3 separate regions of the Homo sapiens genome follow, and regions 2 and 3 are each linked to region 1. A link is a contact called in ENCODE Hi-C or POLR2A ChIA-PET data. All regions are on one chromosome and are shown on one strand. Each heading gives the region's core, a stretch centred on a gene start or an enhancer-like site at or near the end of the contact. The rest is flanking DNA. Distances are from core to core; before and after follow the strand shown.

Region 1 (4,795 bases), core at 704-3,203:
CTGAGCTATCATGCAAGAAATCTAGTTATCCCGGGGGAGAGGCCACAGAGGAATAGTGCTGACACTGCATGGAGTGTCACACTGCACAACCCAGCTGGGCCCAGCCTTCATGCTATCCCCACCACGGTGCCACACACATCTGATGTGCCATCTTGTATGTGCTAGCCCAGGTGGGCCCTGAGATGACTGCAGCTCTAGCCAACATCACATGGAACTGAAGAACTGCCCTGCTGAGCCCAGTCAACCCATGCATTTGTGAGCAGTCATAGATAGTTATTGTTTTACAACTCTAAGTTTTGGGGTGGTGTGGGTTTTTGTTGTTTGTTTGTTTGTTTGTTTGTTTGTTTTGAGATGGAGTAGCACTCTGTTGCCCAGGCTGGAGTGAAGTGGCATGATCTCAGCTCACTGCAGCCTCCACCTCCTGGTTTCAAGTGATTCTCCTGCCTCGGTCTCTCACGTAGCTGGGATTACAGGCTCCCACCACCATACCTGGCTAGTTTTTTTTTTTTTTTTTTTTTTTTGAGACGGAGTCTCGCTCTGTTGCCCAGGCTGGAGTGTGGTGGCACAATCTCAGATCACTGCAAGCTCCGCCTCCCGGGTTCACGCCATTCTCCTGCCTCAGCCTCCCGAGTAGCTGGGACTACAGGCACATGCCACCATGCCCAGCTAATTTTTTTGTATTTTTAGTAGAGACAGGGTTTCACCGGGTTTCACCGTGTTAGCCAGGATGGTCTCGATCTCCTGACCTCGTGATCCGCCCACCTTGGCCTCCCAAAGTGCTGGGATTACAGGTGTGAGCCACCGTGCCCGGCCCAGTTTTTATGTATTTTTAGTAGAGATGGGTTTCACCATGTTGGCCAGGCTGGTCTTGAATTCTTGGCCTCAAGTGATCTGCCTGCCTCAGCTTCCCAAAGTGCTGGGATTACAGGCGTTTGCCACTGAGCCTGGTTTGTTGTTTGGCTATAATAAGCTCAAACAGGGAGATACAAAGGCCCAGTTCCATGTGTCCCAAGACAGGAAAGACTCCACAACTTAATTTGTGCTCTGGAGCTCCCTGCAGGATTAGGCTGAGGTTGGAACTTCACCTGAAGTCACCTCTTGCTCCTCTTCCCCTTTGCTGTCCTGTTTTCCCCACTCTTCTGCTGGTTTCTCCTGGGAACATTTCTTTCTTTTTCTCTCTCTCTTTTTTTTTTTTTAAGATGGAGTTTAGCTCCTGTTGCCCAGGCTGGAGTGCAATGGAGCGATCTTAGCTCACCACAACCTCCGCCTCCCGGGTTCAAGCGATTCTCCTGCCTCAACCTCCCAAGTAGCTGGGATTCCAGGCATGTGCCACCATGCCCAGCTAATTTTTTTTTGTGTGTGTGTGTTTGGTAGAGACAGGGTTTCACCATGTTGGCCAGGCTGGTCTCGAACTCCTGACCTCAGGTGATCCACTTGCCTCAGCCTCCCAAAGTGCTGGGATCGCAGGCGTGAGCCACCGCACCCAGCCAGAACACTTCTTTAATAAATGACTGGCATTTATATCTTGTCTCAGGCTCTGCTTCCAAGAGAAGCTGATCTTAGACCTGATGCTTCTAATTTTTTCATCTCCAACCAGAACCCAGGGAGGTCAGGGTCCGGCTCCCCCATTCTCCCTCTCCACTCTTTCTTGCTCCTCTCCTGCATCCAAAAGGCATAACCACCTTCCAGGCTCCCCAAACAACAGGGAGCCATCTACCGGGGTCGGGGGCATGTAAGAACATCCATGAGGTCTCTGAAGGAAGCAGCAAGCAGCTTGTTTGCCGTGGCCAGCAGCAAAAGAAGCCCCCCAACCATACCACGCCGGAGGGGGATCATAAGGAGGCCAGGTAGGCAAAGTTAAGGCAGTTGCATGTCAGCAGCACTTCAGGAGGCAGGTGGGGTTGGAGGTTGTCTCCGATCCTGTGTCTGCGGTAGGAGGGGCTCTGCTGGTAGTTCCCTCTCCTCCCACAAGGAGCTTCTCTCCACCCCCATCAGTTCTCTGTCTCTGTAAATCCTAGAATCCATCACCATGGATCCTCCAGCAGGTCCCACAGCCGGCTGCTGCTGGAGTCAGATAAGTCAGCGGAGAAGATGCTGGGGGGTGGGGGACCAGAACCCAGAGGAGGACCCCCGCTCAGGGCCTCCAGCCAGTCCAGGGAGTCCGTGGGGTCCCTGGGAGAAGGGGAGGAGGAGTTCGTGGGAGACGGGAGTGAAGAGGAGAAAACAGATGAGAGGCCTTCAGAGTCCGGGGAGGGGGACAGCACGTCGAAGGAGCCAGGGAAGTCCAGGGGAATAGGGGGCAGGGGGTCTGCGGGATAAAGAATGGTACATGAGCTTGGAAAGTCAGGGGTCCGGGCGCCAGCCCCCCATACCCCATTTCCAGGATCCAGCTCCCCAGCTCACGCCTCCCTTGGACGCAGGAGTCCAGAACCTCAGCCCCCACCTCCCCTAAATCTAGCAGTTTGGATCCTACCATCAGGCTCCACCTGATCCTCCAGGATGTCATCGATGCCCCGGTTAGGAAGCAACTGCGGATGGAGAAATTTGGCGTGAACTCGGGACTGCGACCTGGACCTGACTGGAGAACCCTAGCCGGATTCAACCCACACCCTCTTACCTGCGCCCTCCGGATCGCTTCCTGCAGCTCCTCCTCCAGAGTCAGAGCCGCTGAGCCCGGCCCTGAGGAAGGGGTCAGGGCTGGAGCTGCAGCAGGAGCCGGAGTGGGAGTTGGAGCCGGAGCCGTCCCCGGGGTATCCGCGGCACGTGGAAGAGGTGGCCTGTGAGATGCTGCGCTGGGCTTGACCTAGAGCAGCCAAGAGGGCGAGCGCCCATAAGCCATGCCCACAGGGCGCAACCCCACCCACTCGCAACGTGTGGCTCCACCCCTTGATCCTCTCGCGACCCCTCGCTCATCAACCCCTTTGGCCTCGCCCCCTATTCTTTCATTGGCTCCTCTTCTCTAAAGATCCGCCCCCTGTTAGTCTGAACCACGTCCCCTCGCCTTCAAGGCTTCCTACCGCTGGTCCTCGCCCCCACACTTCATTGGCTAGTTTTTTCGACACCCCGCCCCGGCCCACTTTGCTTTCTCTTCATTGGTCCGCAAGCTCATAGCCCCGCCCTCACCGAGCCCTGACGCCGGGCGGCTGCCAGGGCCTTGGGCTTGAGGCGCGGCCAGGGAGCACCCGCGGGACTGTCCTCGCGCCGCGGCTTCGGCCGCTCGCGGGGCGGCGCGCCGCCGCGCATGCGCTCCAGGAGCATAGACTTGGTCCCCGACACTGGGAGGCCCCGCAGGCGCAGCTGCTGCCGGAGCTCTGAGACCTGGGGAGGGGCGGGGCGTGGGAAGAGGCAGTGCTGGGCGGGCTCCCGGGCGCAGGCAGGAGCTGGACAGGATATTTGGAAACCGAGAAAGGAGGCACTGGGGGTCCGGACTCCTGGGACCCTAAAACAGGATGGGACTGGGTACCCGATCTCCTGGATTTCCAGAGGGCAGAGGCTGCGGGGTTGGAATTCTGGGACCCCACCGAAGGAGAGAGAAGGCCTGGAAAGTTACACCCCAAACTCACCGTCAGCTCCTCCAGTTTAAGGGTCTGAAGTTCCAACTTGTGTGGGGGGGGCGAGGGGCTAGGGACTCCTGGTGGGCAGGGAGTGAGGGGAGAGGGCTTCATCCTGGTGATAATCGTGAGGGGCGAACAAAGGTTAGAGAGGTAGAGGGGGAAAAGGCGTTCTGGGGTCCTCAAAGACGGGGAGCTGGGGAAGATGCAGAAAAGTGAGGGTCCAGAATTCTGGGTCTCCAAGGGCGCAAACATGGGGCTAGATTTCTGTGCATGGGGGAGGAGGAACTAGGCGTTCAGACTCGGGTCTGAAGGGCGAAGGGAGGGGCTGGGATCCTGGACTCTTAAACCCTGGGAGAAGAGAGGGTTGGGGGCCCCAATCCCCTAATCTTGGACTCGAGGTTTGAGGGAGGAGGATGCTGGGACCTGAATTTCTGGGTCCCGGGAGAACAGAAGTGGGTGTCATACCTAGGATGTGGCTGCTGCGAGTCTGTCCCTTCCCACAGAGATGGCCCAGGAGGACCCAGGGCGGACCCCTCGGCTTGGGGGTCCGCCCTGGATCCCTGTCTCGGCTCTGGGGGCATGTACTGGTGGTATGTCAAGTTCCCCCTGGGCTTGGACTCCCTCCAACGTTGGGAGATCTTGGGAGACTCCTGAAAGAGCAGGTGTGATGTTTTAGGCTTCAGCGCGGCTCCCACCTTCCGGCCCCAGGACTACATGCAAAGTATGGGGTCAGCTCGGTGCCACCGAAGAGGAGCAAAAATGGCAGCAGCAACAAGGGAGACAAAGACTAGGCTCTCAGAGGGACCTCTCCCTCCAGTCGAGACTCACCTTCTTTGGGGACCTCCAAGGAGGACAATATTCTGGCTCGGGGAGCAGGACCCCAGGGCTGAAGAGGAAAGGGGCCGTGCCCGAGGGCAAGGCCGGGGCCAGAGGAGGGTCTGAGGCTGAGATCCACGGGTCCGGATCCGAGACTGGAGAGACGGTGAAGGACCCTGAGAGGCCTGCAGGCAGCAAGCCAGGCCGGGAGGAGCAAGGCTGTGTGGAAAGCGGGGCTCCAGGGTGCCGGAGGGCAGGCCAGGGAGCAAGACTTGATTGCTGGGAGATGGGCGCCTGAACTGGATCTGAGGGCGGAGGTGTGGGGGGGCTCCGGTTGCTACATTCTCAAGTAAAGCAGGAATTTTCTATCACAAAGGGGTGTGGTAGCTGAGGATCACAGATGTCTGAGGTTTTGCTAGGACAGG
Region 2 (4,795 bases), core at 578-3,077, 500 kb after region 1:
TTTTTCCTTTTTTTTTTTTCTTTTTTTTGAGACAGAGTTTCACTCTTGTTGCCCAGGCTGGAGTGCAATGGCGCGATCTCAGCTCACCACAACCTCTGCCTCCCGGGCTCAAGCGATTCTCCTGCCTCAGCCTCCTGAGTAGCTGGGCTTATAGGCATGTGCCACCACGCCCGGCTAATTTTGTATTTTTAGTAGAGACAGGGTTTCTCCATGTTGGTCAGGCTGGTCTCGAACTCCCGACCTCAGGTGATCCACCCGCCTTGGCCTCCCAAAGTTCTGGGATTACAGGTGTGAGCCACCGCGCCCGGCCAGTTGTTGGAATTTTCCGAGGGATTGCGTTGAATCTGTAGATTGCTTCGGGTAGTATTGATATTTCATCTAGGTGTTCTTTTTAATGCTTTTCCAGCAGTATTTGGTAGTTTTCAGGCTACAAATTGTTCACCCTTTTGGTTAACTTTATTCCTAGGTGCTTAACCTTTAGATACTGTTGTAAGTGGAATTGCTTTCTTAATTTCCTTTTTGGATTGTTCATTGCGGGTGTGTAGAAACACAACTGATTTTTGTGTGATCTTGTACCCTGCAACTTTGCTGAATCTGCAGCCCTAGAAGCTTTCTTGTGATTCTCTGGCATTTCCTATATATAGGATCATGTCATCTGTGAATAGAGATATTTTTACTTCTTCCTTTCCAATTTGGATGCCTTTTATTTTTTTTCTTGTTTAATTGTTCTAGCCAGAACTTCCAGCACAATGTGGAATAGCAGTGGTAAAAGTGGACATCCTTGTCTTGTCCCTGATCTTAGGCAGAAAGCTTTCACTCTTTCACCATTGGGTATGACGGTAGCTGTGGGTTTTTCAGAAGTACCTTTTCTCATGTTGAGAAAGTTTATTTCTATTCCTAGTTTACGATTTTTAAAAATTATGATGCATGGTGGCTTGTGCCTGCAATCACAATACTTTAGGGAGCCAAAGTGGGAGGATCACTTGAGGCCAGGAGTTCAAGACCGACCTGGGCAACATAGTGAGACCTTATCTCAATAAAAAAATAAAAAATTTGCCAGGCGTGGTGGTGCATGCCTGTAGTCCCAGCTACTCAAGAGGCTGAGGTGGGAGGAAGGCTTGAGCCCAGGAGGTCAAGGCTGTGGCTTCAGTGAGCCATGATTTCACCACCATCATGATTGTGCCACCAACAGAGTGAAACCTTGTCTCAAAAAAAAAAAAAAAAAAAAAAAGCCATGCATGGTGGCTCAAGCCTGCAATCCCAGCACTTTGGGAGGCCGAGGTGGGCAGATCATGAGGTCAGGAGATCGAGACCATCCTGGCTAACACGGTTGTAGGGGCCAGCCCTACAAGGTCTGTGGGTTTTTCTCCCCGTGTGCAGAGACAAGAGATTGTAGAAATGAAGACACAAGACAAAGAGATCAAAGAAAAGACAGCTGGGCCTGGGGGACCACTACCACCAAGACGTGGAGACCGACAGTGGCCCCTAATGCCTGGCTGCGCTGTTATTTATTGGATACAAAGCAAAAGGGGCAGGGTAAAGAGTGTGAGTCATCTCCAATGATTGATAAGGTCACGTGAGTCACATGTCCACTGGACAGGGGCCCTTCCCTGTTAGGTAGCCAAGGCGGAGAGAGAGAGGACAGCTTACATCATTATTTCTTCTATGCTCTTTTAAGAAAGATCAAAGACTTTAATACTTTAATACTTTCACTAATTTTGCTACTGCTATCTAGAGGGCAGAGCCAGCTGTACAGAGTGGAACATGAAAGTGAAACAGGAGTGTGACCGCTGAAGCACAGCATCACAGGGAGACGGTTAGGCCCCTGGATAACTGCGGGCGGGCCTGACATCAGTCAGGCCCTCCACAAGAGGTGGTGGAGCAGTCTTCTCTAAACTCCCCCGGGGAAAGGGAGACTCCCTTTCCCGGTCTGCTAAGTAGTGGGTGCTTTTCCTTGGCACTGACGCTACCTCTAGACCACGGTCCGCTTGGTAACGGGAATCTTCCCAGATGCTGGCGTTACCGCTAGACCAAGGAGCCCTCTGGTGGCCCTGTCCAGGAATAACAGAAGGCTCACACTCTGTCTTCTGGTCACTTCTCATCATGCCCCTTCAGCTCCTATCTCTGTATGGCTTGGTTTTTCCTAGGTTATGATTGTAAAGCAAGGATTATTATAATATTGAAATAAAGAGTAATTGCTACAAACTAATGATTGATATTCATATATAATCATATCTATGATCTATATCTAGTATAACTCTTGTTATTTTATATGTTTTATTACACTGGAACAGCTTGTGCCCTCGGTCTCTTGCCTTGGCACCTGGGTGGCTTGCCGCCCACACATGGTGAAACCCCATCTTTACTAAAAATACAAAAAGTTAGCTGAGCGTGGTGGTGGGTGCCTGTAGTCCCAGCTACTCAGGAGGCTGAGGCAAGAGAATGGCATGAACCCAGGAGGCGGAGCTTGCAGTGAGCCGAGATTGTGCCACTGCACTCCAGCCTGTGGGACAGAGCAAGACTCCATCAAAAAAAAAAAAAAAAAATCGTGAAGTGTTGTTGAATTTTGTCAAATGCCTTTTCTGTGTTGGTTGAGAAGATCATATGGCTTCCCCCACACCTTGTTCTATTAATTTGGTGTTTGCATTAATTTTTGTATGTTTAACTACCCTTACTTTCCTAGGATAAATCCCATTTCGTTATGGTATAAAATCCACTTAATGTGCTGCTGAATTAGATTTGCTTGTATTTTTTCAGGATGTTTACATGTATATTCATAAGGGCTACTGCTCTGTAATTTTCTTGTGATATCTTTATCTGGCTTTGGTATTACGGTAATGCTGGCCTCATAGAATGAGTTAGGAAATGTTCTCTCCTTTTCAATCTTTTGGACGAATTTGAGAAACATCCTTGTTATTATAATTCTTCTTTAAATATTTGATAGAATTCACCAGCACAGCCATCTGGTTTTGGGCTTTTCTTTATTGAAACGTTTTTGATTCAATCTCTTATGATAATTCTACTGAGATTTTCTGTTTTTTCTTGAGTCAGCTTAGCTAATTTGTGTGTTCCTAGGAATTTGTCCATTTCATTTATCTAGTTTGTTGACATATAATTGTTGATAGTATTCTCATACAATCCTTTTTATTTCGGTAAGGTCAGTAGTAATGTCTCCATTTTCATTTCTGATGTTAGTTATTTGTGTCCAGGCTAACTTTGGAGCCCAACTTTAACCTGACTTCAACCTCCACCTTATACCGTGATACCATCCCAACTTGACCTCTGACATCTGACCCTTGGCCCTTCTAAACTGACTTTTTTTTTTTTTTTTTTTTTTTGAGATGGAGTCTTACTCTGTCTCCCAGGCTGGAGTGCAGTGGCACGATCTCAGCTCACTGCAACCTCCACCTCCTGGGTTCAAGCGATTCTCCTGCCTCAGCCTCCCCAGTAGCTGGGATTACAGGTGCCCACCACCACGCCTGGCTAATTTTTGTATTTTTAGTAGAGATGGGGCTTCACCATGTTAGCCAGGCTGGTCTCGAACTCCTGACCTGAGGTGATCCGCCCACTCCGGCCTCCCAAAGTGCTGGGACTACAGGCGTGACCAAACGCCCTTGGCTCTAACCTGACTTCTAATCGCATCCTGTAACCTCTGACTTTAGTGATCTTGACTTCTGTCTGCTGCTATAGACTGAACAATTATTGCCTGGCATCTAACCTTCGTCCTTGCCCCTGGCTGGGCCCTGACCTCAAGTGACCTTTGACCTCTGGCCTTTGCAGTTACACATTCGGCAAAGTACAGGGCAACAGCGATCTCTACTGGAAGGCGCAGCGTTACCGCCTCATCCGGGAATTCCACTCTCGGCCCGCGCTGGCCCCGCCCTTTATCGTCATCTCCCACTTGCGCCTCCTGCTCAGGCAATTGTGCAGGCGACCCCGGAGCCCCCAGCCGTCCTCCCCGGCCCTCGAGCATTTCCGTAAGAACAGAGCTTGGCTTAAAAAGGAGAAATATAGGGGACCGGGAGCCTGGAAGGCGAGGGGAAGGGGGCATGCCCCAAATGACTAACGGGCGTGGCTTAGGTAGCGAGGGGCGGGGTTTAAGCAACAAGGGGCGGAGCTTAAGCACTGAGGGGCAGTGCTTACGGGTGAGGGGCGGGGCATGTTCTCGAATCACCAGGGGCTGGGTCTGGGATAGCGTGCGTGTTCTGAGGGTGTCGGAAGGGGCAGCTGGGATTGGGAAGGGGCGTGGCCTGAGCCCTTTGACTCCGCCCGCCCCTGCAGGGGTTTACCTTTCTAAGGAAGCCGAGCGGAAGCTGCTAACGTGGGAATCGGTGCATAAGGAGAACTTTCTGCTGGCACGCGCTAGGGACAAGCGGGAGAGCGACTCCGAGCGTCTGAAGCGCACGTCCCAGAAGTGAGAGCGGGGCCTGGTCGGGGATGGGGCTTCTGGCCTGGGGCGGATCCTGACTTCAGCTGAAGGCAGGGTCCTGGGAGGGAGGGAGAGAGGGAGGAGGCCCGGGAAGCAGGCAGAGCCCTGGGGGTGGGTGGGCTGCGGGTGCCCCCGGTAAGAGGCCCTCCCTTCTCAGGGTGGACTTGGCACTGAAACAGCTGGGACACATCCGCGAGTACGAACAGCGCCTGAAAGTGCTGGAGCGGGAGGTGAGGCCTTGGGGCCTGGCTGGGGGACTGTGGCAGGGGTCCCATCTCCCGCTCTGACATTCCTCCCATTCCGCAGGTCCAGCAGTGTAGCCGCGTCCTGGGGTGGGTGGCCGAGGCCCTGAGCCGCTCTGCCTTG
Region 3 (4,795 bases), core at 1,671-4,170, 460 kb before region 1:
CCAAAAGTGCTAGGATTGTAGGTGTGAGCCACCGCACTGGCCTTATCAGTATATACACACACACACACACACACACACACACATATGTGTATACATATACAACTACATAGGTATTTTTAAACTAACTGTATCTGCTTGTTTTTGCTTTTTTAAATGCAGTTGCTAGAAAATTTAATATACATTTGGGGCTTGGATTATATTTCTGTTAAACTGCACTGCTCTATGGCACTTCTTGTATTCATTCCACAAATACATTTTGCACATGTTCCTTATTCTTGGTACTATTTAATGGGTTGGACATACATCCATGATCTAAACAGATAAAACATAATAGCACAAGAGATTATACAGAATGTTTGTGGTACAGGAAAACGTATATGTACACATGATAGGAGCTAAAAAGAATAGGACTGGTTAAGAGAATGTGGTGTGTGAGAGTACAGGTGCAGGGAGCTGCAGTGACTGGGATTACAGGTATGCATCACCATGCCTGGCTAATTTTTGTATTTTTGTAGAGACGGGGTTTCACCAATTTGGCCAGGCTGGTCTCGAACTCCTGGCCTCACGTGATCCACCTGCCTCAGCCTCCCAAAGTGCTGTAATTACAGGTGTGAGCCACCGTGCCTGGCCAACATTTATCATTTTAAATACTCATCTGCAAAAATGTTTCCAAGTGGGGCCACTTCCCCACCCCTCATATGACAGTGGCAGTGATATACCATATACATGGTTATTAAAAAGAATCTGGAGCAACAATATGAATGTCAGACAAATTAGGCTTCAAGAGCATTTCCCTCCATCTTACAGGGGATAAACCCAAAGAAGTTATATTAAGATTCCAATAAAAGAATGCAAGATGACTATCTGTGTAAAAATGTAATCAATGGGGAGCAGGTGCACCTCCAATAATATTAGACAAAATATATTTTACCTAAACAGCATTACTAAGTATAAAGTAGATCACTTCAATAAGAATAACAATTTTAATTTTGTGTATACATATTCACACTTTCAATATGTATATAGTATACACGGGTAGAATGATAAACAGATATAGAATAATCCTCCACTCTTGTGGGAAATCTGTTCAATAGTCTTTCAGCAATTAACAGAATAACAGAGTATCAGTAAAGATATAAAAAATTGACCAAAGCAATTCATATTCTTGACTTAAGTGCCCTAGAATAACAACTCACACAGCCATTGAAGAATCCCCATCATCCTATCTCAAGCATAGAGGAAACACATAGCATACATATGTAGCCACATAGCAAACACAGAAATGACTATCAACAAAGTGGAAGAGTTTAATGCACAGATTAAGTTATCTGAATATATGTACAATGAGTTATAAATAATAAATAATTGAGCCAGGTGAAGTAGTACATGCCTGTAATCCCACCTACTTGGGAGGCTGAGGTAGGAGTTTGAGCCCAGGAGTTTGAGTCTGGTCTGGGCAGCATTGCAAGATCCCATCCCCCAAATAATAAATAAACTAACTAAGTAATCAATAATTGAATGAGAAAAGTTAGCTCATATTTCAATATGTTCAATCTTAGGATATATACTTCTAGGCAACCACTTAGTGACAAAAATTCTGTAGAAATCCATCATTGAAAGTTCATTATGTAAATAAATGTGAAGACTAGATAAGAACCACAGAACACAATGACATTGGAAAAAATGCCACAGTAATTCTTTGAAAAAAGAAATGCAGGCCTGGTGCGGTGGCTCATCCCTGTAATCCCAGCACTTTGGGAGGCCGAAGTGGGCAGATCACAAGTCAGGGGTTCGAGACCAGCCTGGCCAACATAGTGAAACCCCGTCTCTACTAAAAACACAAAAACAATTAGCTGGGTGTGGTGGTGGGCACCTGTAGTCGCAGCTACTCGGGAGGCTGAGGCAGGAGAGTGCTTTCAGAGAAACTTCTTGATCACAAGGGGAAATCTGAAAGTTGTCAGAACAAAATGGAGTCACTTATGTTAAGATAACCCTGACAAATAGAGCCAGGAAGGCCATGAAGAGAGGGCTCTTATCCTTGCATGCCTGAAGATGAAAAAGACTCTACAAAACCCACAACCTTACATAAAGGTCTTCACAACCTTAAAAAAATATATATTTCTGCAAGGAATGCTGCCCAGCAACTGCTGGTCCAACCTAGGACTAATGTCACCCTTGTTACTGATCTTTGTAGCCAAGGAAAATTCTGTTAAAACAATATGCAATCCTCCCCATTTCTGTCTTCCTTTATCTCCCTGAATATACACATAGTTTAATACGGCATGTCTATTCCCAATTGCAATGCTCTATTCCCAAATAAACATTGTTTCCGGCTGGGCGCAGTGGCTCACGCCTGTAATCCCAACACTTTGGGAGGCCAAGGCGGGCTGATCTCGAGGTCAAGAGACGGAGACCATCCTGGCCAACATGGTGAAACCCCGTCTCTACTAAAAAATAAAAAATTAGCTGGATGTGGTGGTGCACGCCTGTAGTCCCAGCTACTTGGGAGACTGAGGCACGAGAATCGCTTGAACCTGGGAGGCAGAGGTTGCAGTGAGCCAAGATCATGCCACTGTACTCCAGCCTAGCCACAGAGCGAGACTCCATCTCAAAAAGAAAAAAAAATTGTTTCCCTTAGGAAGCTTTCATATGTTTGTTAGTTAGGTTAACACTTCTAATAATTAAAGTTATACAGTTACAGTGTAAAATTATTAGTATTAACAACATAAACATTGGTATAAAAATTATTATTACAGAAATTAAAACAAATTGAGTGTGAGAGAGATTATTAAGACTGTCCAAGCCAAGTCACTGAAGTCATAAATTTAAGTTATGACAGGATGCCGAGCTTCCAGAGGGTTTTGTTTTTAACAAGGGAGGGGCCCTATTTCCCCTTCTGACACGCTCATATGAACTTCTCACTTTGTCGTACTCCTTCCTTGCTGACTAAGAGGAACAGAACACAGAGCAGCCTGGCGGTGTCCTACCAACAAGCCTCCGTTTCTCCTTCCTGTACACTAGGGCTCCTGAAACTCACCTGGTAAGCGCTCCAGAAAAGCAGCAGGTGGTGACTTTAGGGTAGGACGGGCCAAATGGGAGAATCCCCTTAGGTCGGTTTCTCTGGTTCTCAACTTCTTTTGAAATAACGCTCGCAGAGGAGGTGGGCTTTCTGAGAACTGAGGGAAGTAAGCTCTCAGGACTTCCGGTCGCCATGATGGCTGTGGGCAGTCAATGGGGTCAGTGCAAGCATCTGGGCCATCTTTAATGTGGGCAGGAAAAAAACACGATTACACTTACTTCTGCAGAGTTTATAATATCCTTGTTCATTATTTAAAATAAAATATCTAAGACATAGGTAATAGTATATTTTAAATAAAATTGAAGCAATATATGAAATTTCTCTGGAATTCATCCAGCCACTCTCAGCTGTTACCACTATCCAGAAACGTCTTAATCCGCCTGCATGATTTATGTATTTGGTTTGTATTTTAAATATCATTTTCTGTAATATTTAAAAGTTGTATTTGCTTGGTATCCTGCTATGCATTCTCATGCAATTTGATTTTTAATCAATATTACTTTTTTTTTTTTTTGAGATGAAGTCTCCGTCTGTCACCCAGGCTGGAGTGTAATGGAGCAATCTCGGCTCACTGCAACCTCTGCCTCCCAGGTTCAAGCGATTCTCTTGCCTCAGCCTCCCGAGTAGCTGGAATTATAGGTGCATGCCACCACGCTCGGCTAATTTTTTGTATTTTTAGTAAAGACGGAGTTTCACCATGTTGGTCAGGATGGTCTCCGTCTCTTGACCTCGAGATCAGCCCGCCTCGGCCTCCCAAAGTGCTGGGATTACAGGCGTGAGCCACTGTGCCCGGCCTTGGTTTCTAAATACTATTTTGAAGTATCTGTGGAGAAATGGTTACTTCGAGGGCTGGGGCAGGAATATATAAGATAACATTGGAACAAATTCTGACGCCAGAACATGAAGAAATATTTGAAAAAGGATGGGGCATATTGACTGAACACAGAAGACAAACATGCATGACCTCAGCCTAATCGTGAGAAAACATCAAAGAAATCCAAATTGATAAACATTCTGTAAAATAATTGGCCATGCTCAGCAAAAGTGTCACAATCACAAAAGACAAGGGAAGAATAAGAAACGGTCACAGCCTGGAGGAATCTAAGGACATAACAACTGAGTGCAATGTGAGATCCTCGATTCGATCTTGGAGAAGAAAGAGGACGTTAAGAGAAATATTGACAAAATTCAAATAAGGTCTGCACATTAGGTAATGGTAAGATACGTTGACATCAATTTCCTGGTTGGATACTTGTATTACATATACTATTATGTATATAATTATTATATTACAATTACATATACAGTTGTATATTATATATAATACAATAAATGTATATATATGATTATAATACAATAAATGTATATATACAGTTTTATATATAACAACTATTATACATATAATACAATTATATATATAGCTAACATCAGGATAGGCTGGTTGAGGATTTATATGAATCTTTGCTAATTTTGCATGTTTAAAATTATTTCAACATAAAAAAATTATATGGGTCATGTAGTTTTTTGTGCAGTTTAATTCTAGGCACCATAGTTTCTGTTTTAATGGGTGTATTTTCTTCTTTCAAGGAATTGGGATAGTCTGTTGTATTAAAAACCTATTCATTTTTGTACATTAAGATTCTTCTGGCCAGGCGCAATGGCTCAAGCCTATAATCCCAGCACTTGGGAACCTGAGGCAGGCAGATCACCTGAGGT

Evidence for each region. A loop is a pair of places that touch in the nucleus more often than their neighbours do. ChIA-PET counts read pairs that join two places held with the same protein, here RNA polymerase II (POLR2A). Pooled maps may share reads with other maps.
Region 2: a pooled map shows a loop between it and region 1 (4-fold over the local background). The contact joins two enhancer-like sites. A Hi-C loop is called at or near these places in 2 of 50 pooled maps. POLR2A ChIA-PET finds 5 or more read pairs at or near these places in 3 of 52 experiments (HEK293, PC-9 and Panc1).
Region 3: a map with no recorded cell type shows a loop between it and region 1 (8-fold over the local background). The contact joins the promoter of CARD8-AS1 here to the enhancer-like site in region 1. A Hi-C loop is called at or near these places in 1 of 37 single-sample maps with no recorded cell type and 6 of 50 pooled maps. POLR2A ChIA-PET finds 5 or more read pairs at or near these places in 1 of 52 experiments (K562).

The regions. Positions count from the first base shown.
Region 1 is chr19:48,711,243-48,716,037 of GRCh38, forward strand. It overlaps MAMSTR (MEF2 activating motif and SAP domain containing transcriptional regulator), which reads right to left. Exons shown (of 10, transcript NM_001130915.2): 4 at 4,383-4,525; 5 at 4,020-4,204; 6 at 3,564-3,666; 7 at 3,124-3,318; 8 at 2,618-2,803; 9 at 2,474-2,528; 10 at 1,483-2,308. The coding sequence ends at 2,025. Among named protein-coding and RNA genes, the nearest start is that of MAMSTR, 6.1 kb to the right of the region's middle. RefSeq lists a silencer at 3,086-3,375. Within about 2 kb of position 1,954, at least 4 of the 41 ENCODE cell types and tissues checked have a DNase peak (open chromatin) inside an H3K27ac peak, as active enhancers do.
Region 2 is chr19:49,206,429-49,211,223 of GRCh38, forward strand. TRPM4 (transient receptor potential cation channel subfamily M member 4) reads left to right here. Exons shown (of 25, transcript NM_017636.4): 21 at 3,781-3,977; 22 at 4,282-4,414; 23 at 4,587-4,659; 24 at 4,736-4,795. Among named protein-coding and RNA genes, the nearest start is that of TRPM4, 51 kb to the left of the region's middle. RefSeq lists an enhancer at 4,203-4,795. Within about 2 kb of position 1,828, at least 23 of the 41 ENCODE cell types and tissues checked have a DNase peak (open chromatin) inside an H3K27ac peak, as active enhancers do.
Region 3 is chr19:48,252,755-48,257,549 of GRCh38, forward strand. CARD8-AS1 (CARD8 antisense RNA 1) reads left to right here and starts at 2,921. Exons shown (of 2, transcript NR_040599.1): 1 at 2,921-3,040; 2 at 3,597-4,795. It overlaps CARD8 (caspase recruitment domain family member 8), which reads right to left and starts at 3,158. Exons shown (of 14, transcript NM_001184900.3): 1 at 3,038-3,158. RefSeq lists an enhancer at 3,027-3,266.